Regions from separate parts of the Homo sapiens genome. Here region 2 is linked to region 1. The links are chromatin loops, found by intact Hi-C in ENCODE. Cell type or tissue: testis. All regions are shown on one strand. Each heading gives the region's core, and the rest is flanking DNA. Links, peaks and the distances in the headings are about the cores only. Region 1 has its middle 38 kb from the start of OR4A15. Region 2 holds the start of OR4A16 (olfactory receptor family 4 subfamily A member 16).

Region 1 (10,465 bases), core at 648-8,647:
TAACTGAAAAGTCCACAGCCCAGGCTTCTCTGAGACAAGGCTAGTCCCTTCCACCTAAGTCTGTAAAATCAAAAGCAAGCTAGTAACTTACAGGATACAAAGAAGTTACAGGAATTGGGTAAATACTTTCATTCCAAAGTGGAGAAATCAGCCAAAAGAAAGGGGTTACAGGCCCCATGTAAGTCTGCAATCTAACAAGGCAGTCATTAAATCTTAAAGCTCCAAAATAATTTCTTTTGACTCCATGCCTCACAACCAGGGCATATTCGTGCAATGTGTAGGCTTCCAAGGCAATGGGTAGCTCCACCCATGTGGCTTTGAAGGTTCAGCCCCCAAAGTTGCTCTTAGGTTGGGTGTTGCTCCTGGATGACTGTGGCTTTTCTAGGTACAGAGAGCAAGCTGCTGGGGGAGCAACCATTTTGGGGTCTGGAGAATGGTAGTCCTCTTCTCACAGCTCCACTAGGCAGTGCCCCAGTGGGTACTCTGTGTATGGTCTCCAACCCCACATTTCCCCTCCACACTGCCTGAATAGAAGTTCTCTGTGAGAGCTCCACCCCTGCAGCAGGCTTCTCTTTGGGCATCCATGCTGTTTGATAGATCTTCTGAATCCTAAGTGGCAGCTTCCAAGCCTCATCCATTGCATTCTGTGCACCTGTAGGTTTACAAACACCTGGAAGCCTTCTATGCTCACAGCTTTCATCCTCTGAAGCAGTGGCCTGAGCTGTACCTTGGCCCCTTTTAGTTATGGCTGGACCTGGAATGGCTGGGATGCAAACAGCAGTTTTCCAAGACTGCTCAGGGCAGTAGGGCCCTGGCTCTGGCTCAGAAAATTGTTCAGTTCTCCTAGATCTCCAGTTCTGTGATGGGAAGTCCTGTTGAAAAGGTCTGTGAAATGCCTTTGAGGGTTTTTCCTCATTGTCTTGGAGCTTAGCACTTGGCTACTCTTATGCAAATTTCTGCAGCCAGCTTGAATTTCTTCCCTGAAAACGGGCTTTTCTTTTCTTTCACATGGCCAGGCTGCAAATTTTTCAAACTTTTACACTCTGCTCCCATTTAAATATGTTCCATTTTCAGATCATTTCTTTGCTCTTTTATATGAGCTTAGGTTATTAGAAGCAGCCAGGCTAATAGAAGGAGCCAGGCTAAATCTTGAATGCTTTCCTGCTTAGAAATTTCTTCTGCCAGATACCCTAAATCATCATTCTCAAGTTCAAAGTTTGACAGATCCTTAGAGCAGGGACAAAATGCAGCCAGACTTTTCTGTAGCTCAGCAAAAGTGACTTCCACTCCAGTTCCCATTAAGTTTTTTATTTCTGTCCGAGATCTCCTCACTCTAGACTTTACTGTCCACTTCACTATCAGCATTTTGGTCAGAGCCATTCAAAAATTCTCTAGGAAGTTCAAAATTTTCTTTCACCTTCCTTTCTTCTGAGCCCTCTACATTCTTCCAACCTCTGCCTGTTACCCAGTTTCAAAGCTGCTTCCACATTTTCAGGTATCTTTATAGATATGCTTCACTCTTCAGTACTAATTATTGTATTAGCCCACTCTTGCATTGCTATAAAGAAATATCAGAGAGATTCTGTAATTTATGAAGAAAAGAGTTTTAATTGGCTCATTGCTCCACAGGCTGTAACTGAAAGCATGATGCTGGCATCTCCTCAGTTCTGGGGAGGCCTCAGTAAATTTAAAATCAATGTGGAAGGCAAAGTGGGAGCAGGCACATCTTACATGGCAGGTGCAGGAGCAGTAAAGGGAACTGCCACACACTTTTAAATAACCAGATCCCATGAGAACCCACAATTGTTATGACAGTACCAAAAAGGGACGGTGTTAAACCACGAGGAAATTCCGCAATAATCCAGTCACCTCCCAGCAGGCCCTACCTCCAGCACTCGGAATTACATTTTAACATGAGATTTGGGTGGGGACACAGATCCAAACCATATCTTTTTTTTTTATCATTTGGACAACTCCTTTTCCTTCTTTATCCTTTATCTTCTTCATGCATTTATAATTCTGATTTGTTCTTATACAATGTTATTAACAGAGCCTTTTGTTGCATTTTGCGTTTCCTACAAATAATATAATTCTGAATCAGAGTATTAAAGGAATTCAGTTAAGTTCTCCCATTCATGCGAAAAGTGGTCTAGTACCTCTTCCTGGCCATAACTCCATGTCATATATGAGTGAAAGAGTTAAGAGTTCTATTCTCAAGAGTTAAGATAATCTCATGGGAAAATAGTAATCATGTCCTCCCTAGGAGTAATTACCCATCTATATGCTCTTTTCCCATCTGCTAGATTTTTTTCTTCCAATAATTTATTATTCTTATGAGCCTAGTTTCGGCTTTTATTAAGCCATTATTATGTCAGTTTTAAGGGGTATAGTGTGTCCATGTGATGTATTTCTTAGGCTATTTATGTCCATGTGCCTTGTGGAAATCTGTGCCTTAAATCAATGAGATGTAATTGAGTGGGCAAATTGTTAGAACGTAGTGTTTCTGTAGGTTGACAGTGTTGTCATTTGTGGCTTAGGTCATAGACTAGGTGAAATCCAAAATGGTAAAAAAAAAAAAAAATCTATTTAAGGATAAATTAATTTGAAACCACTAGGATCTATGTCTAATGGTCCTTTAAAATAGACAACAAACTGTGTTGTCATATTTGACCCTAGCATATACTCCTCAAACTGTTACAGAACTTTTTTCTTCACCACATTTTGGTTGACTTAGTGGGCTACGTCATTATTCTGCTCATCATTATATGTCATCCATGCATATACCCAAGTGGCTACCACCTCTAAATCCTAGGCCAGTGGGTTTCTCTTTCTTTTTTGAGTCAAAACCTGGGTTCTTTGGTGGATCCTATGCCCACTTTAAACTTCCCTTAGAATACTTGTATGACCTTCCATAATAGCATTCTCTATTGCTAAAATTCTTCGTCATCCATTCATCAGAGACTTGTCTGCCTGATCAAATGGTGAAGTTACCATACAGGAGTCTGAAAATGCACAGACATTGCTCTGAGAGCAAGAACCAAATGCTGCACACAATGAAGGATATGCTGCATATATATATATATATATATATATAAAATACATATATATAATACATATATATAATACATATATATAATATATATGTATAGTATATATATAATATATGTATAGTATATATATAATATATATGTATAGTGTATATATGTTTTATATATGTATATGTATAGTCTTTCAAAGGAATTAATTTTGCCTACTTTGACAAAGGTTTTACCATTCAGAATGAGAATTTCAACAGATTTTCATAATAATCATACCTCACAATTTAGGAAATCCCATTGGGAAATTCAGTATTCTGTTTTTCTGTGGTAGGAAATGTATAATTGCCTGAGCAACAGGAGTGGAAACCTCTGTGAGAGGTTTCTTTTCTTCCGAAAGTTATGCTTATGAATATGATATACTTCCTAGAGTCATCTCCTAAAATATGTTTCTGTACATACTATTTCCATTTTATTAAGATATTTTGTTATGCTAAGCCATTAATGACATTAAATTGTGTCTCTGTGAAAGCCCAATAACTTCTCAGTAGCTGCCTATCCAATGGGCTTCCTCTGGACAAGCTATCAGGAATTATTGAATCCCAAATCCCAATAATCATCACAGGGTGGCAGGAGTAGGTTTCTGCTAGAGTCTTCAGTCTGCATATGTTCATATATATACACTTTCAAAAATGACTGCATTCGGTTCTTGGGTCTAATGGCACTGCATGAGTAACTTCCCATTATGAATTTTCTGGAACCCTTGTCATTTTTTTTTATTACTAGGATGTGGAAGATCTAGTGGTATAATTGCTAAGGTTTGTGAAATATCTCTGATGGCCCAGACCATGTTGTTTCCAGAATCTTGCATGATTAGTCTAAGCTCTATCTTTTGACTAGACCAATCAAGAACATTAGACTACTAATATTTACCATAGTCCCTGTATTCTTCCACATTGCTTCTTCTGAGGGAGAAACTATTACAATGTTATCAAGGTAATGAATTATTTTATTATGTTCATGTCTAAATTTCATTTCACCTAATTATGGCATTATACTACGTATATATCTTTGAGGAAAAATGGCAAACATATGTTGCATTTCTTTCCACGTAAAAGCAAATGAATCTGGATATTGTTTTAATTTTAAAAGTTGATCTGGAAACCCAAAATATAAAATTTGCAATTAAATTTTGAAAGGATAATGAACCAATCTGAATACTGGGAGGCTGATGCGGGCAGATCACCTGAGGTCAGGAGTTCAAGATCAGCCTGGCAAACATGGCAAAATCCTGTCTCTACTAAAAATACAAAAATTAGCTGGGTGTGTGGTCATGCATGACTGTAATGCCAGCTACTCTGGATGCTGAGACAGGAGAATCACTTGAACCCATGAGGCAGAAGTTGCAGTAAGCCAAGATCACACCACTGTACTCCAACCTGGTAACAGAGCAAGACTCCACCTCAAAAGATAAAAAATAAAAAATAAATAAAATGCAGCTGTTTCAGTTTGCATGTTTTTGGTTCAAATGATGGGAAACTCAATTCAACTTCTTTTGAAATATAAGAAAATTTATTGATTGGCTGGAATAATCGCACTTTTCAATGTCATGAAAATACTTAAGGTTAGTTGATAAAATGGATAAATTATGTTTTTAAGGAGCCCTATTATTATTTATTTTGACCCATGAATTACAATATTGGATTAAATCTGGCTTTCCTATGACAAGAAGGATTGCTATTTGTAGTGATTTAGAGAGGGCTCTTCCCACAACTGTGGCAGAGGTAATTGACCTTATTATGATGTGGAATGGAAGTGTTATAACACAATGGTTGCAAGATATAATACTTTTGTCTTCCAGGTTACTAAGTTGAGCACATCTTACCATTCCGTTTTCCAATGGTGGTAATAAATGAGAAAGTGCAGATGTCCATTCCTGAATGGGTATAATGAACAGGGATGAGATGTTTTTAGGATGAAAGTCTGGACTATTCCGCTAAATAAGTTATGAGATCAGTAGCAATGCTAGCAGAAGATGAAGGGGGAAAAAAATTTGGTAAGGAAGAAGAAGGTAAATAGCAGTTGCAACTCTTGAGATCAGCTGCAGTGGTAAGAGACATAGTTTGTCCTCAAACCTTTCTCTTTGAGTTCTCAAGTAAGAGAATCCTAAAGGAGCTATTCTGATAATTCATATAAAGATATAAATTCAAGTGTCATAAGGTGTATGTTGTGGTGTACTTGAGGAGAACATGCCCTGCCCTTCATTTAGGAAAGAAGAGTTTATTTAAGCTGTTGGATGTGCTGTTAGTAGAGAGCCTTCAGATCATAGCACCTTCAATATCTGTAAAGGTGCAAAATCTACCTCAAAAAGGTCTCATGCTCTTTCCCAGAGATATCCCTTTTTGCATCCAGATTAATATTTAGCTTCAGGTATAATTAGAGTGCAAGTAGAAAACAGGGTCCTTTTCTATAAGAAAATAATTTATTCTGCTAAAATTGCAAATCCAGATAATTTAAACAATGACAATCATAGGAATATGTGGAACTGGATCTTGTGGATATTGAAATGCAGATTGACATTGATTAGGCTGCATGGGGGAATGTTTATCAGTGTGAAAATAATCTCCCATAAATATATGTGGCACAAGGTTTATGTTGACTAAAATCGCTGAGCACATCCTGTGTGTCAGACATATAGAAGAAAGCATTCCAAGTGTTTAGGGTGGATGTTCAGGTGTCACCACGACTAACGCTTTTGGAGGCCATTCCAATGTTCTATCTAGACAATAGCTTCTAGGTGATGGGAAATGTGGTCATTGCAGTAAATTCTATGGCAGTAAGTTATTCTTAATTTTTTTAAATTGTTTCTTACTTTAAGTTCTGGGGTACATGTGAAGAATGTGAAGGTTACATAGGTACACCTGTGCCATGGTGGTTTGCTGCACCTATCAACATATCATCTAAGTTTTAAGTCTCACATGCCATAGGTATTCATATTAATGCTCTACCTCCCCTTGTTACCCACCTCTCAACAGGCCCTGGTGTGTTATGTTCCCCTCCTTGTGTCCATGTGTTCCCATTGTTCAACTCCCACTTATGAGTGAGAACATGCAGTGTTTGGTTTTCTGTTGCTGTGTTATTTTGCTGAGAATGATGGTTTCCAGCTTCATCCATGTCCCTGCGAAGGACATGAACTCATTCTTTTTTATGGCTGCATAGTATTCCATGATATACATGTACTACATTTTCTTTATTCAATCTATCATCAATGGGCATTTGGGTTGGTTCCAAGTCTTTGCTATTTTAAATAGCTCTGCAATAAACATATGTGTGCATGTGTCTCTATCATAGAATGATTTATAATCCTTTGGGTATATACCCAGTAATGGGATTGATGGATCAAATGATATTTTTAGTTCCAGATCCTTGAGGAATCACCACACCGTCTTCCACAGTGAATGAACTAATCTACACTCCCACCAACTGTGTAAAAGTGTTCCTATTTCTCCACATCCTCTCCATATCTGTTGTTTCCTGACTTTTTAATGATCACCATTCTAACTGGCATGAGATGGTATCTCATTGTGGTTTTGATTTGCATTTCTCTAATGACCATTGATAATTACCTTTTTTTCATGTTTGTTGGTTGCATAAATGTCTTCTTTTGAGAAGTGTCTGTTCATATCCTTTGCCCACTTTTTGATGGGGTTGTTCATTTTTTTCTTGTAAATTTGTTTGAGTTCATTGTAGATTGTGGATATTAGCCCTTTGTCAGATGAGTAGGTTGTGAAAATTTTCTCCCATTCTGTAGGTTGCCTGTTCACTCTGATGGTAGTTTCTTTTGCTGTGCAGAAGCTCTTGAGTTTAATTAGATCCCATTTGTCAATTTTGGCTTTTGTTGCCATTGTTTTTGGTGTTTCAGTCATGAAGTCTTTGCCCATACCTATGTCCTGATTGGTATTGCCTAGGTTTTCTTCTAGGGTTTTTATAATTTTAGGTTTTACCTTTAAGTCTTTAAGCCATCATGAGTTAATTTTTTATAAGGTGTAAGGAAGGGGTCCAGTTTCAGTTTTCTGCATACGGCTAGCCAGTTTTCCCAGCAGTATTTATTAAATAAGGAATCTTTTCCCCATTTCTGGTTTCTGTCATATTTATCAAAGATCAGATGGTTATAGATGTATGGTGTTATTTCTGAGGCATGAATATTTCTGATGGTTTTAGATGTGTGGGGTTTTCCTCTTTTATTCTGTTGGTCTATATATCTGTTTTGGTACCAGTACCATGCTATTTTCGTTGCTGTAGACTTGCAGTATAATTTGAAATCAGGTAGTGTGATGCCTCCAGGTTTGTTCTTTTTGCTTAGGATTGTGTTGACTATACAGGCTCTTTTTTGGTTTCATATGAAATTTAAAGTAGTTTTTTCTAATTCTGTGAAGAAAATCAATGGTAGCTTGATAGGAATAGCATTGAATCTCTCAATTACTTGGGGCAGTATGACCATTTTCAGGATATAGATTCTTCTTACCCATGAGCATTTGTTTGTGTCCTCTCTTATTTCCTTGAGCAGTGGTTTGTAGTTCTCCTTGAAGAGGCCATTCATGTCCCTTGTATGTTGCATTCCTAGGTATTTTATTCACTTTGTAGCAATTTTGAATGGGAGTTCACTCATGATTTGGCTCTCTGCTTGTCTGTTATTGATGTATAGGAATGCTTGTGATTTTTGCAGATTGATTATGTATCTTGAGACTTTGCTGAAGTTGCTTATCAGCTTAAGGAGTTTTTGGGCTGAGATGATCAGGTTTTCTACATATACAATCATGTCATCTTCAACAGAGACAATTTGACTTCCTCTCTTCCTATTTCAATATCCTTTATTTCTTTCTCTTGCCTGATTGCCCTGGACAGAACTTCCAATTCTATGTTGAATAGGAGTGGTAACAGAGAGCCTCATTGTCTTGTGCCATTTTTCAAAGGAAATGCTTCCAGCTTTTGCCCATTCAGTACATATTGGCTATGGGTTTGTCATAAATAGGTCTTATTATTTTGAGATATGTTCCATCAATACTTAGTTTATTGAGAGTTTTTAGCATGAAGGGGATTGAATTTTATCAAAGGCCTTTTCTGCATCTATTGAGATAATCATGTGGCTTTTGTCACTGATTCTCTTTGTGTGATGGATTACATTTATTAATTTGTGTATGTTAAACAAGCCTCACATCCCAGGGATAAAGCTGACTTGATTGTGGTGGATAAACTTTTTGATGTGTGGCTGGATTTGGTTTTCCAGTATTTTATTTAGGATTTTTTTCATCAACATTCATCAGGGATATTGGTCTGAAGTTTTCTTTTTTTTTTATGTCTCTGACAGGTTTTGGTATCAGCGTGATGCTGGCCTCATAAAATGAGTTAGGGAGGAGTCCCTATTTTTTCTATCATTTTGAATAGTTTCCAAAGGAATGGTACCAGCTCCTCTTTGTACCTCTGGTAGAATTTGACTGTGAATCCATCTGGACCTGGGCTTTTTTGTTGTTGTTGGTAGGCTGGTAATTACTGCCTCAATTTCAGAACTTGTTATGCATCTATTCTGGGATTCAACTACCTCCTGGTTTAATCTTGGTAGGGTGTCTGTGTCCAGGAATTTATCCATTTCTTCAGATTTTCTAGATTATTTGCATAGAGGTGTTTATAGTATTCTCTGATGGTAGTTCGTATTTCTGTGAGATCAGTGGTGATATCCCCTTAATCATTTTTTATTGTGTCTATTTGATTCTTCTCTCTTTTCTTCTTTATTAGTCTGGCTAGCAGTCTATCTATTTTGTTAGTCTTTTCAAAAAAACACCTCTTGGATTCCTTGATATTTTGAAAGGTTTTTCATGTCTCTATCTCCTTCATTTCTACTTTGATCTTAGTTATTATTACTTGACTTCTGCTAACTTTTGAATTTGTTTGCTATTGCTTCTCTAGTTATTTTAATTGTGATCTTAGTGTGTCAAGTTTAGATCTTTCCTGCTTTCTCTTGTGGGCACTTAGTGCCATAATTTCCCTCTGAACACTACTTTATCTGTGTCCCAGAGAGTCTGGTGATTTGTGTTTTTGTTCTCATTGTTTTCAAAGAACTTGTTCATTTCTGTCTTAATTTTGTGATTTACCCAGTAGTCAATAAGAAGCAGGTGGTTCAGTTTTCACGTAGTTGTGTGATTTTGAATGAATTTCTTAATCCTGGATTCCAATTTGATTGCTCTGCTGTCTGAGACACTGTTATAATTTCCATTTTTTGCATTTGCTGAGGAGTGTTTTACTTCCAATTATGTGGTCAGTTTTACAGTAATTGTGGTGTGGTGCTGAGAAGAATGCATATTCTATTGATTTGGGGTGAAGAGTTCTGTAGATGTCTATTAGGTCTGCTTGGTCCAGAGCTGAGTTCAAGTCCTCAATATCCTTGTTATTTTTTTGTCTCGTTTATCTGTCTAATATTGTCAATGGGGTGTTAAAGTCTCCCATTATTATTGCGTGGGAGTCTAAGTCTCTTTGTAGTTCTCTAAGAACTTGCTTTATGAATCTGGGTGCTCCTGTATTGGATGCATATATATTTAGGATAGTTAGCTCTTCTTATTGCATTGATCCCTTTACAATTATGTAATGGCCTTCTTTGTCTTTTTTGCTCATTGTTGATTTAAATTCTGTTTTATCAGACACTCGGATTGCAACCCCTGCTTTATTTTGCTTTCCATTTGCTTGGTAAATATTCCTTCATTTCTTTATTTTGAGCCTATGTGTGCCTTTGCACATGAGGTGGGTCTCCTGAATACAGCACACTGATGGGTCATGACTCTATCCAATTTCAAGTCTGTGTCTTTTAATTGGGGCATTTAGCCCATTTACATTTAAGGTTAATATTGTTATGTTTGAATTTGATCCTGTCATTATGATGCTAGCTGATTATTTTGCCCATCAGTTGAGGCAGTTTCTTCCTAATGTCCATGGTCTTTACATTTTGGTTTGTTTTTGCAATGGCTGGTACCGGGTTTTCCTTTCCATGTTTAGTGCTTCCTTCAGGAGCTCTTGGAAGGCAGGCCTGGTGGTAAAGAGTCTCTCAGCATTTGCTTTTCTGTAAAGGATTTTATTTCCTCTTCACTTATGAAGCTTAGTTTGGCTGGATATGAAATTCTCTTTTCTTTAAGAATGCTGAATATTGGCCTCCACTTTCTTCTGGGCTGTAGGGTTTCTGCTGAGAGATCTGCTGTTAGTCTGATAGGCTTCCGTTTGTGGATAACCTGACCTTTCTTTCTCGCTACCCTTAACATCTTTTCTTTCATTTCAACCTTGCTGAATCTGACGATTATGTGTCTTAAGGTTGCTCTTGTTGAGGAGTATCTTTGTGGTGTTCTCTCTATTTCCTGAATTTCAATATTGGCCTGTCTTGCTATGTT
Region 2 (10,465 bases), core at 611-8,610, 60 kb before region 1:
GGTTTTCACCATGTCGGTCAGGCTGGTCTCAAACTGCTGACCTCAGGTGATCTGCCCACCTTGGCCTCCCAAAGTGTTGTCGATTACAGGCGTGAGCCACTGCTACCGGCTTATGTGATGTACTTCTTAGCTCATTTATGTCCACTGGCCATGAGAAAATTTGTGCTTTGATTCAATGAGATTTGGGGATCAAATTGGTAGTCCATGTATTGTTTCACTAGCCAGATGGTGTTTTCATTTGTGGCTTGGATTACAGGCTAAGTGAATCTCAAAGTGTCATTAAAAGTCTAATCATGATAAACCCATTTGACATCACTAGGAGCTATGGCTATTGATCCTTTGTAATAACCCTAAAAGCTCTGTTTTGGTTCTTGGCACTAGCAAGTACTCTTTAATCCTATTTAAACAGTGTTTCTGCTATTGATAAAACACCTGAGTCTTTATGATATTACTGGTTTTGGTTGACTTAGTGGAGTATGTCACTATTCTTCCCATCATTATGTGTCATTCATCTCATATATCCAAATGGCCACTGAAAATGCAGGGACAAAGACTTTCTATTCTTTTTTTAAAAGAATCAAAACCTAGGTTCCTTAAAGACCTATAGCACTCAGTTTAATCTTCCCTTAGAATCCTAATGTGGCTTCCACAATAGCATCCTCTGTTGCTGGATTTCTTGATCAACCATATGTATGAGCAGCAAAAACTTTAGTTCATGGAGCATTTGGTTCTCACTCTCAGAGCAATGTCTGAATATTTCCTGACACCTGTGGTGTAACCACACCATTTGGTCAGGTAGACCAGAGGCTTGTCTACCTGACCAAATGGTGTGGTTACACCACAGGTGTCAGGAAATATTCAGACATTGCTCTGAGAGTGAGAACCAAATGCTCCATGAACTAAAGTTTATGCTGCTCATACATATGGTCATTCAGAGGACTTAACTTTACCTTCTTGAACCAAATTTCTACTATTCAGAGGGAGAATTTCAGCAGATTTCCATATGAATCATACCCTTTCGTTTGAAAATCTCCATTAGGAAATTAAATATCTTGTTTTTCTTTATCAGGAAAAGGATAATTGCATTCATACCAGTGATTAGCAGGAATGAAAACCTCTGTCAGAGGTTCTATTTGTTCTGAAATTTATACTTATAAATATGATATATTTATCAGAGCCACCCCCTTGAACATTTCTACATATGCTCTTTCAATTTTATTAAGAAACGTTGTCATGCCATGCTATGCTTTTTTAACTGGCCCTCTAATGTCACCATGACATCGAGGACACTCATAATGAATTAATCTGTGTCTCTGTGAAAGTTCAAGCACTTCTCAGTAGTTGTCTTTCAAATTGCCCTCATCTGGCCAGTGTATTAGGAATATTGAATCCAAAATGCCAGTTTTCATCCTAGGGTGGCAGAATTAGGCTTCTGTGGGAGTCTCCAGTGTGCATAACTTCCCATAGTAGACACTTCTGAAAACAACTGGGCATTAAGGTTATTGGGTTTCCATGGCATTGTGTGAGTAACTTCCCATTATAAATCTCCCAGAGTTATTGTTACTTCTTTGTGTTACTAGGATGTGAAAGAGATGTTATATTTGGTAATGTTTCTAAAATGTCTCTGTTGGTCATGGACCAAGTTGTTCCAAGGAACTTGCCTTATTACTTCAAACTCTGTATTTTGGCTAGACTGATGAATCACACTAGACACTGATATTTACTGTCACTCCCATATCACAAGGTCAGGAGATCAAGACCATCCTGACTAACATGATGAAACCCTGTCTCTGTTAAAGATACAAAAATTAGCTGAGTGTGGTGGCACGCACCTGTAGTCCTAGCTACTCAGGAGGCTGAGGCAGGAAAATCACTTGAACCCACGAGGTGGAGGTTGCAATGAGCCAAGATCATACCACTGCACTCCAGCCTGGATGACAGAGTGAGACTCCATCTCAAAAAAAGAAGGAAAGAAAATGACTCAACCCATGCTTTCTTACATTGAACTTGGAATTTATCCTTCAGTATTTTTTTGTTTTTAGTCTGGATGCTGAGGTTGTATTTTTGAGCACTCTTAGTACCTGAACAACATTATAAATAAAACTATGTTTCACCATTTTTTACCTCTCTTTTCATTGTATATTTTCTCCTCTCTCACTATCCAGTTCACTGTATGAGTTCTGCCAAAAAAGCAAACAAAAAAACCCTCTAGTTGCTGATGTAATAGCTGGTGACAGGGATGAGTTAGTTTAGTTCAGTTTAAAACTATGCTGAAATTAGAATAGTAAATGTGTTTGGAATTGTGGTATAGGCAAGGATGTAATGGAAACTCCCTAGAACTCGAACAGTCAGAGATTTTGTGGTTATTTATACTGGTAAAAGTCCAGTATCTTGAAATTTAATGAGAGATTAAAGAAAACTGTTTATTTTTTTGAGACATGGAGGTCTGAATGTTTAACAGTGGAATGTTATAGTACTATGTGAGATATTTCAGAAGATGGTTAATTTTGTTGCTACACAGGTCATATTGTAAAGTCCCTGCAACTACTACAAATGTGAAGGACTGAGTCTATGCTAATTTAGTTATTGCAAGTTTATAACTTTTTTTATTATACTTTAAGTTTTAGGGTACATGTGCACAACGTGCAGGTTAGTTACATATGTATACATGTGCCATGTTGGTGTGCTGCGCTCATTAACTCATAACAAGTTTATAAGAGTAAGTTTCTTGAGAGTGGGAGACTGTTTCCTGTCCATCAAAGCTGATTGGGGTGCAAAAAAGTAATATGTTTTAAATAAGAAGTTATTAAAGTATGAATGATAGTTGCACTTTTAACTATTTTCCTGTACAGAATACCCACTAAGACTTAGAGTTAGATCATTTATCTGTTGGCTGAAAACAAAATCTTCTGAGGGATATAGAATTTTCAAGGGAAGGCCTATTGGACAGTTTGGATGAGGAACTCAATAGAGACTTAGTAAACGTTTATTGAGTATAAATGGCCGTGGAAGATATAACGATGTAGATGTGCTCTGTGACATAATGGATGTATTTATTTTTCTGTTCACTATTTCATTACAGTCCCTGTTCTCCTGAGCTCTCATTTCTGATATAAGCTTGAAAGAAGAGTAAATGAGACCAAGCAGCAATGTTACAGAATTTGTCCTCCTGGGCCTCACTCAAGATCCTGATGTGAAAAAAACATTATTTGTCATGTTTTTACTCATATACATTGTGACAATGGTGGGAAACCTCCTCATTTGGGTGACTACTATTGGCAGCCCCTCCTTGGGCTCCCTAATGTACTTCTTCCTTGCCTACTTGTCACTTATGGATGCCATATATTCCACTGCCATGTCACCCAAATTGATGATAGACTTACTCTGTGATAAAATCGCTATTTCCTTGTCAGCTTGCATGGGTCAGCTCTTCATAGAACACTTACTTGGTGGTGCAGAGGTCTTCCTTTTGGTGGTGATGGCCTATGATCGCTATGTGGCTATCTCTAAGCCGCTGCACTATTTGAACATCATGAATCGACTGGTTTGCATCCTTCTGTTGGTGGTGGCCATGATTGGAGGTTTTGTGCACTCTGTGGTTCAAATTGTCTTTCTGTACAGTCTACCAATCTGTGGCCCCAATGTTATTGACCACTCTGTCTGTGACATGTACCCATTGTTGGAACTGTTGTGCCTTGACACCTACTTTATAGGACTCACTGTGGTTGCCAATGGTGGAATAATTTGTATGGTCATCTTTACCTTTCTGCTAATCTCCTGTGGAGTCATCCTAAACTTCCTTAAAACTTACAGTCAGGAAGAGAGGCATAAAGCCCTGCCTACCTGCATCTCCCACATCATTGTGGTTGCCCTCGTTTTTGTTCCCTGTATTTTTATGTATGTTAGACCCGTTTCCAACTTTCCCTTTGATAAATTAATGACTGTGTTTTATTCAATTATCACACTCATGTTGAATCCTTTAATATACTCGTTGAGACAATCAGAGATGAAAAATGCTATGAAAAATCTCTGGTGTGAAAAGTTAAGTATAGTTAGAAAAAGAGTATCTCCCACACTGAACATATTTATTCCTAGTTCTAAGGCAACAAATAGGCGGTAAAATACTGCAGTCAATTCAACAGATTCTGTAGGGATGCTTCTCTCTATCTACATAAAGCCATCAGAAAAGTAGTATAAATTATCCACTGAGACTAGAATAAATCTAAAGAGAAATTTGGAGAATGAATAAAATCACAGGTACTGAATAAAAGGTCTTGGTACAAGTAAAAATAAAACCAAGCTCACCTTGTAACTTTATTTTTCTCAGTTTATATTGAATTAGGACTTAAAGTTATTGATTATTTTCAAAAGAGAAAACACAAGCCACTTCTGTAGATGTACTTTTACCCAAATTCATGAGAAAGCAATTTGGCTAATACTTAAAACAGATTTCTGGGGAAAAGAGAGTTGTTTTTAAATCTTATTTTTTTATTATTCTATTAGTAAAGCAGCTTTCTGTGTTATTAATTTTGTTTTAAGGTTGCTTCCATTCCGCAAGTCATGTCTATGCATTTCCAGTTCAGGATATTTGGATGACAGATGATATTGTCTTTAATGAAAGACAGGATTGGCTAGGTGCAGTGGCTCACACTTGCAATCGTAGGACTTTGGGAGGCCGAGGCAGGTGGATCACAAGGTCAGGAGTTCAAGACCAGCCCAGCCACGATGGTGAAACCCCATCTGTACTAAAAATACAAAAATTACTGGGGATTGGTGGCAGGCATCTGTAATCCCAGCTATTTGGGAGGCTGAGGCAGAGAACTGCTTGAACCCGGGAGGTGGAGCTTTCAGTGGGGCAAGATTGTGCCATGGCACTTCAGCCTGTGTGACAGAGTGAGACTCCATCAGGGGGGAGGGATAGCATTGGGAGATATACCTAATGCTAGATGATGAGTTAGTGGGTGCAGCACACCAGCATGGCACATGTATACATATGTAACTAACCTGCACAATGTGCACATGTACCCTAAAACTTAAAGTAGAATAATAAAAAATAAATAAATAGATAAATAAATAAATAAATAAAGAGAAAGGAACCGTGAAAAAAAAATAAAAAATAAATAAAAATTTAAAAAGGCACTCTTAGTGAACAATTTTGTAAGATGGAATGTAGATAATGATGAAAACAGATGCTAGTTCTTTACTGCAGGAAAAAAATACTTTAGTTTTTAGAATCATACTAATTCAAGTTATAAACACATTTTTATGATTTTCCTTGCTTGTTCTCATGTGCTTTTTTGCCACTCTCTGAAGAAAAGGCAAAGCTTCTTATATTCATGATGCTGAAAATATGGATAAGGAAAAGTGTTATTTAGCATAAGCAACATGTTTTCTAAATGTTGTATTTAAACTGCTAATAGACTTAAATAGATTTGTTGTGTAAGCAAAATTTTGGTTTTCAATTTCATGATAAAAAACAAGTTTTTCTCAGTGTGCAGCCACCTTAGGACATCAGAAAACAAGAAGATTGAATTGTTTTCATTATAATATAGAACACTATCTATGCTTTGTAAGAGTTAGTTTTTTAAAATAAATTTTTTTGTATGTTGAATATACAACATGATGTTACGGGATACATGTAGAGAGTAAAAAGGTTACTATTGTGAAGCAAATTAATATATGCATCATCTAAAATACTCACTTTTTGTGGAAAAGCAGATAACATCTACTCTTTTAGCATGAATACCAAATACAGTAAAATTTTATTACCTATTGTCCTCATGCTGTATATTAGTCAGAGGATATAATGTAACAGAAGAAGAAATGAAAAATGAGCAAGTCTAGAGATCTCATGTACAAGAATTTACTTTTCTAAATGAAAACATATTTTATAACTTAAATTACTTGAAAATTTTATAATTTGTATGCACATCAAATGATATGTGAAATTCAGAATATTATCAATGTAATTGAAACTACCTGTGTCTACCACGCTGATGCCATTCCTCTTTTTCTCCCCAGGGATAAACCAAACACTAAAGTTTTTGTTAATCATAGTTAAAATAGTTTAATTACATATGTACTTTTCCTTAAAAGGTATTGTTTAGATTTTCATATTCCTTGCCTTTATTAAAATTGTATTATCCATAGTTTTCTGAATTTTACTTTCTTTCACAATGTAAACATTCTAAGATTTGATTATATTACTGTATGTTGCTTTAGTCTCTTAATTTTCCGTGCTGTATATTATTCCATGTGTGAATATACCACCAATTATGCATTGGTTCAATCAGAGGCCATTTGCAGTGTTTATGTTTTTTTTTTAATTCATGTTGCACAATATGCAGCTATGGACATCCTGAAAAAATTATTTTGTGTTAAAAATAATGCTTATACACTTTTACAGATTACTGCATTTTTTTCCTAATGTATTATTAATCACCTCCTTAACCAGTTAAGTTACTTCTACCAACAGTGCATAACAGTTCCATTGCTCTACATCCTTACCAACACCTCACTATAGTGAGATGTTTGATAATTTTTCCTAATGTAATAGCTTTAAGGCTGTAAGTTCATTGTGGTTTTAATTTGCAGTCTTTATTGCCACTGAAGTTGAGTATATTCTTAACGTGTTTATTGAATCTCATTTTTTTCTAATTTTCTATGAAATGTGTATTTATGTATCTTACCAACTTTTCTACTGGTTGTTTTCTATTATTTTTAATTTATTGGACTTCTTTAGGAAACCTGTGTATTGAATCCTTATTGTTTATATGTATTGCAAACATTTTCTCAGTTTGTGATTTCCTTTTTTATACTTCTCATTTCATTTGATGAATAAAAGCCTCATGATTTCATTTTTTCTTTATTTATTAAACAAATAAAAATTGCATGTATTTATTATATACAATATGTTGTCTTAAAACATGTATACATTGGGGAAGGATTAAATTGAGCTATTTAGCATATGCATTGCCTTACATAGTCATCATATTTTTGTGATGAAAACACTTAAAATCTACTGTCTTAGCAATTTTCAAGAATAGGTTGTTACTAACTATAGTCACCATGTTGTACAATAGATCTCTTGAATTTATTCCTTCTATACAATTGAAATTGTGTATTCTTTGACCAAAATCTCCCCAACACGCCTGGTAACCACTATTCTACTTTCTACTGTTATGAGTTCAACTTTTTTGGATTTCACATATAAGTGAGATTATGTGATATTTGTCTTCCTATGCCTGGGTTATAGCTTAATGCAATGTCCTCCAGTTTCATCCACATTGCCACAAATGACAAGATTTCCTTCCTTTTAAATGCTAAATAGTATTCATTGTGTATATGTACCACATTTTCTTTATCCATTCATCCACCGGTGGGCACTTCAGTTGATTCTGTATCTTGGCTATTGTGAATAATGCTGCAATGAATGTAGTTGTGCAGATATCTCTTTGACATACTGATTTTCTTTATTTTTCTCAGTTTTTAATTTGAGACTGAGTTTTTAATTTAATTTTTCTTTGTTTTTAATTTGAGACTGAGTTTCACTCTTGCCATCCAGGCTGGTGTGCAATGGCGTGACCTCAACTCACTGCAACCTCTGCCTCCTGGGTTCAAACAATGCTCCTGCTTCAGCCTCCCATGTAGCTGGGATTACAGGCATGTAGCAGCACACTTGACTAATTTTTGTTTGCATTTTTAGTAAAGATGGAATTTGGCCAAGTTGGCCAGGCTGATCTCGAACACCTGACCTCAAGTGATCCACCTGCCACAGCCCCCTAGAGTGCTGGAATTACAGGTGTGAACCAGTGCACCCACCATACTGATTTTCTTTTTAAAAAATAATATATACCTAGCAATGGGATGGCTGGGTCATATGATAGCTTTAATTTTTGAGAACGCTTCATGCTGTTTTCCATAATAGCTGTACTAATTTACATTACTAGTAACAGTGTGCAAGGGTTCTCTGTTCTCCACATCCTCACCAACACTTGTTGTCATTTGTCTTTTTGATAATAGCCAGTCTAATAGGTGTGAGATAACATTTAATTGTGGTTTTATTTTGCATTCCTCTGATGATTAGTGATTTTGAGCATTTTTATACACATATTGGTCATTTTTATGTCATGTTTAGAGAAATGCTTACTCAAATCTGATATGGTTTGGCTGTGTCCCTACTCAGATCTCATCTTGAATTCCCACGTGTTGTAGGAGGGACCTGGTGGAAGGTAATTGAATCATGGGGGCAAGTCTCTCTCCTGCTGTTCCCATGATGGTGAGTAAGTCTCATGAGATCTGATGGTTTTATAAAGAGGACTTTCCCTGCACAAGCTGTCAGAAAGCTTGTCTGCTGCCATTCATATAAGACATCTCTTGTTCCTAGTTGCCTTTTGCCATGACTGGGAGGCCTCCATAGTTATGTGGAACTGTAAGTCTATTAAACCTCTTTCTTTTGTAAATTGCCCAGTCTTGGGTACATCTTTATCAGCAGTGTGAAAATAAACTAATACAGTAAATTGGTACCGAGAGTGGGGCACTGCTGAAAAGATACCCGAAAATAAGGAAGCGACTTTGGAACTGGGTAACAGGAAGAGGTTGGGACAGTTTGGAGGGCTCAGAAAAAGACAGAAAAACATGGGAAAGTTTAAAACTCTCTAGAGACTTGTTGAATGGCTTTGACCAAGATGCTGATAATGGTGTAGACAATGAAATCCAGGCTGAGGTGGTCTCAGATGGAGATGAGGAACTTCTTGGGAACTGGAGCAAAGGTGACTCTTGTTACATTTTAGCAAAGACACTGGTGGCATTTTGCCCCTGCCCTAGAGTTCTGTGGAACTGTGAACTTGAGAGAGATGATTTATGGTATCTGGCAGAAGAAATTTTTAATCTGCAAAGCATTCAAAGCGTGACTTCGGTGCTATTGAAAGCAATAGTTTTATAAGGGAAGCAGAGCATAAAAGTTTGGAAAATTTGCAGCCTTACAATAGTGATAGAAAAGAAATTTGCAGCCTTACTATACAATAGTGATAGAAAAGAAAATTCCATTTTCCAAGAAGAAATTTAAACCAGCTGCAGAAATTTGCATAAGTCACAAGCCAAATGTTAATCATCAAGACACTGTAGAAAGTGTCTCCTAGGCATATCAGAGAACTCTGAAGCAGCCCCTCCCAACACAGGCCTGGAGGCTTAGAAGAAAATAAAAGGTTTCATGGGCCTGGCCCAGGGTTCCTCTGGTGTGTGCAGTCTAGGGACTTCGTGCCCTGCATCTCAGCTGCTCCAGCTGTGACTAAAAGGGGCCAAGGTACAGTTCAGACCATGTTTTCAGAGGGTGCAAGCCCTAAGCCTTGGCAGCTTCCACATGGCATTGAGCCTGTAGGTGCACAGAAGTCAAGAATTGGGGTTTGGCAACCTCTGCCTAGATTTCAGAGAATGAATGGAAACGTCTGGATGTCCAGGCAGAAGTTTGCTGCAGGGCTGGGGCACTCATGGAGTACCTTTGCTAGGGCAGGGTAGAAGGAAAATGTGGGGTTGGAACCCTGACACAGAGTCCCTGCATAGGGGAGCTTTGGAACTGTGAGAAGAGGGCAAAACCACATGGTGGAGCTGCCCAAGAACATGGTAACCTACCTCTTGCATCAGCATGACCTGGATGTGAGACATGGAGTCAAAAGAGATGATCATTTTGGAGCTGTAAGATTTGACTGCCCTGCTGGATTTCGGACTTGCATTGGCTGTGTAGCCCCTTTGATTTGGCCAATTTCTCCCATTTGGAATGACTGTATTACCCAAGGCCTGTACCCCAGAAGTATCTCAGAAGTATCTCAAAAGTAACTAATTTGCTTTTGATTTTACAGGCTCATAGGCAGAAGGGACTTGCCTTATCTCAAATGAGACTTTAGACTGTGAACTTTGAGTTGATGCTGAAATGAGTTAAGACTTTGGGAGACTGTTGGGAAGGCAAGATTGATTTTGAAATATGAAAAGATGAGATATAGGAGGGGCTATGGGTGGAATGATATGGTTTGGCTGTGTCTCCACTCAAATTTCATATTGAATTCCCATGTGTTGTGGGAGGGACCCAGTGGGAGGTAATTGAATCATACTGGCAAGTCTTTTCTGTGGTGTTCTTGTGATAGTGAATAAGTCTCATGAGTTCTGATGGTTTTATAAAGAGGAGTTCCCCTGGACAAGCTCTCTCTCCTTGGCTGCTGCCATTCATATAAGACATGACTTGCACCTCCTTGCTTTCCACCATGATTGTGATGCCTCCACAGCCATGTGGAACTATAAGTCCATTAAACTTCTTTCTTTTGTAAATTTCCCAGTCTCAGGTATGTCTTTATCAGGAACATGACAACCAATACAAGATCCTTTGCCTATTTTATATTTGCACTATTTTTCTTTCTATTGAGTTGTTTGAATTCCTTATGTATTTTGGATATTAAGCCTTTATCAGTTATAC

What was found. A loop is a pair of places that touch in the nucleus more often than their neighbours do. Peaks named below come from ENCODE experiments on the same cell type or tissue, not always from the same donor. Only the 100,000 strongest peaks of a DNase experiment are listed, where the experiment ranks them.
Region 2: it touches region 1 in a loop (5-fold over the local background); 2 of 110 quality-filtered maps call a loop at or near these places.

The regions. Positions count from the first base shown.
Region 1 is chr11:55,400,301-55,410,765 of GRCh38, forward strand. No RefSeq gene overlaps it. Among named protein-coding and RNA genes, the nearest start is that of OR4A15, 38 kb to the left of the region's middle. In testis, for the core only: no CTCF peak of the experiment used is centred there; no DNase peak of the experiment used is centred there.
Region 2 is chr11:55,340,068-55,350,532 of GRCh38, forward strand. OR4A16 (olfactory receptor family 4 subfamily A member 16) reads left to right here and starts at 3,134. Exons shown (of 1, transcript NM_001005274.1): 1 at 3,134-4,120. The coding sequence starts at 3,134. The coding sequence ends at 4,120. In testis, for the core only: no CTCF peak of the experiment used is centred there; no DNase peak of the experiment used is centred there.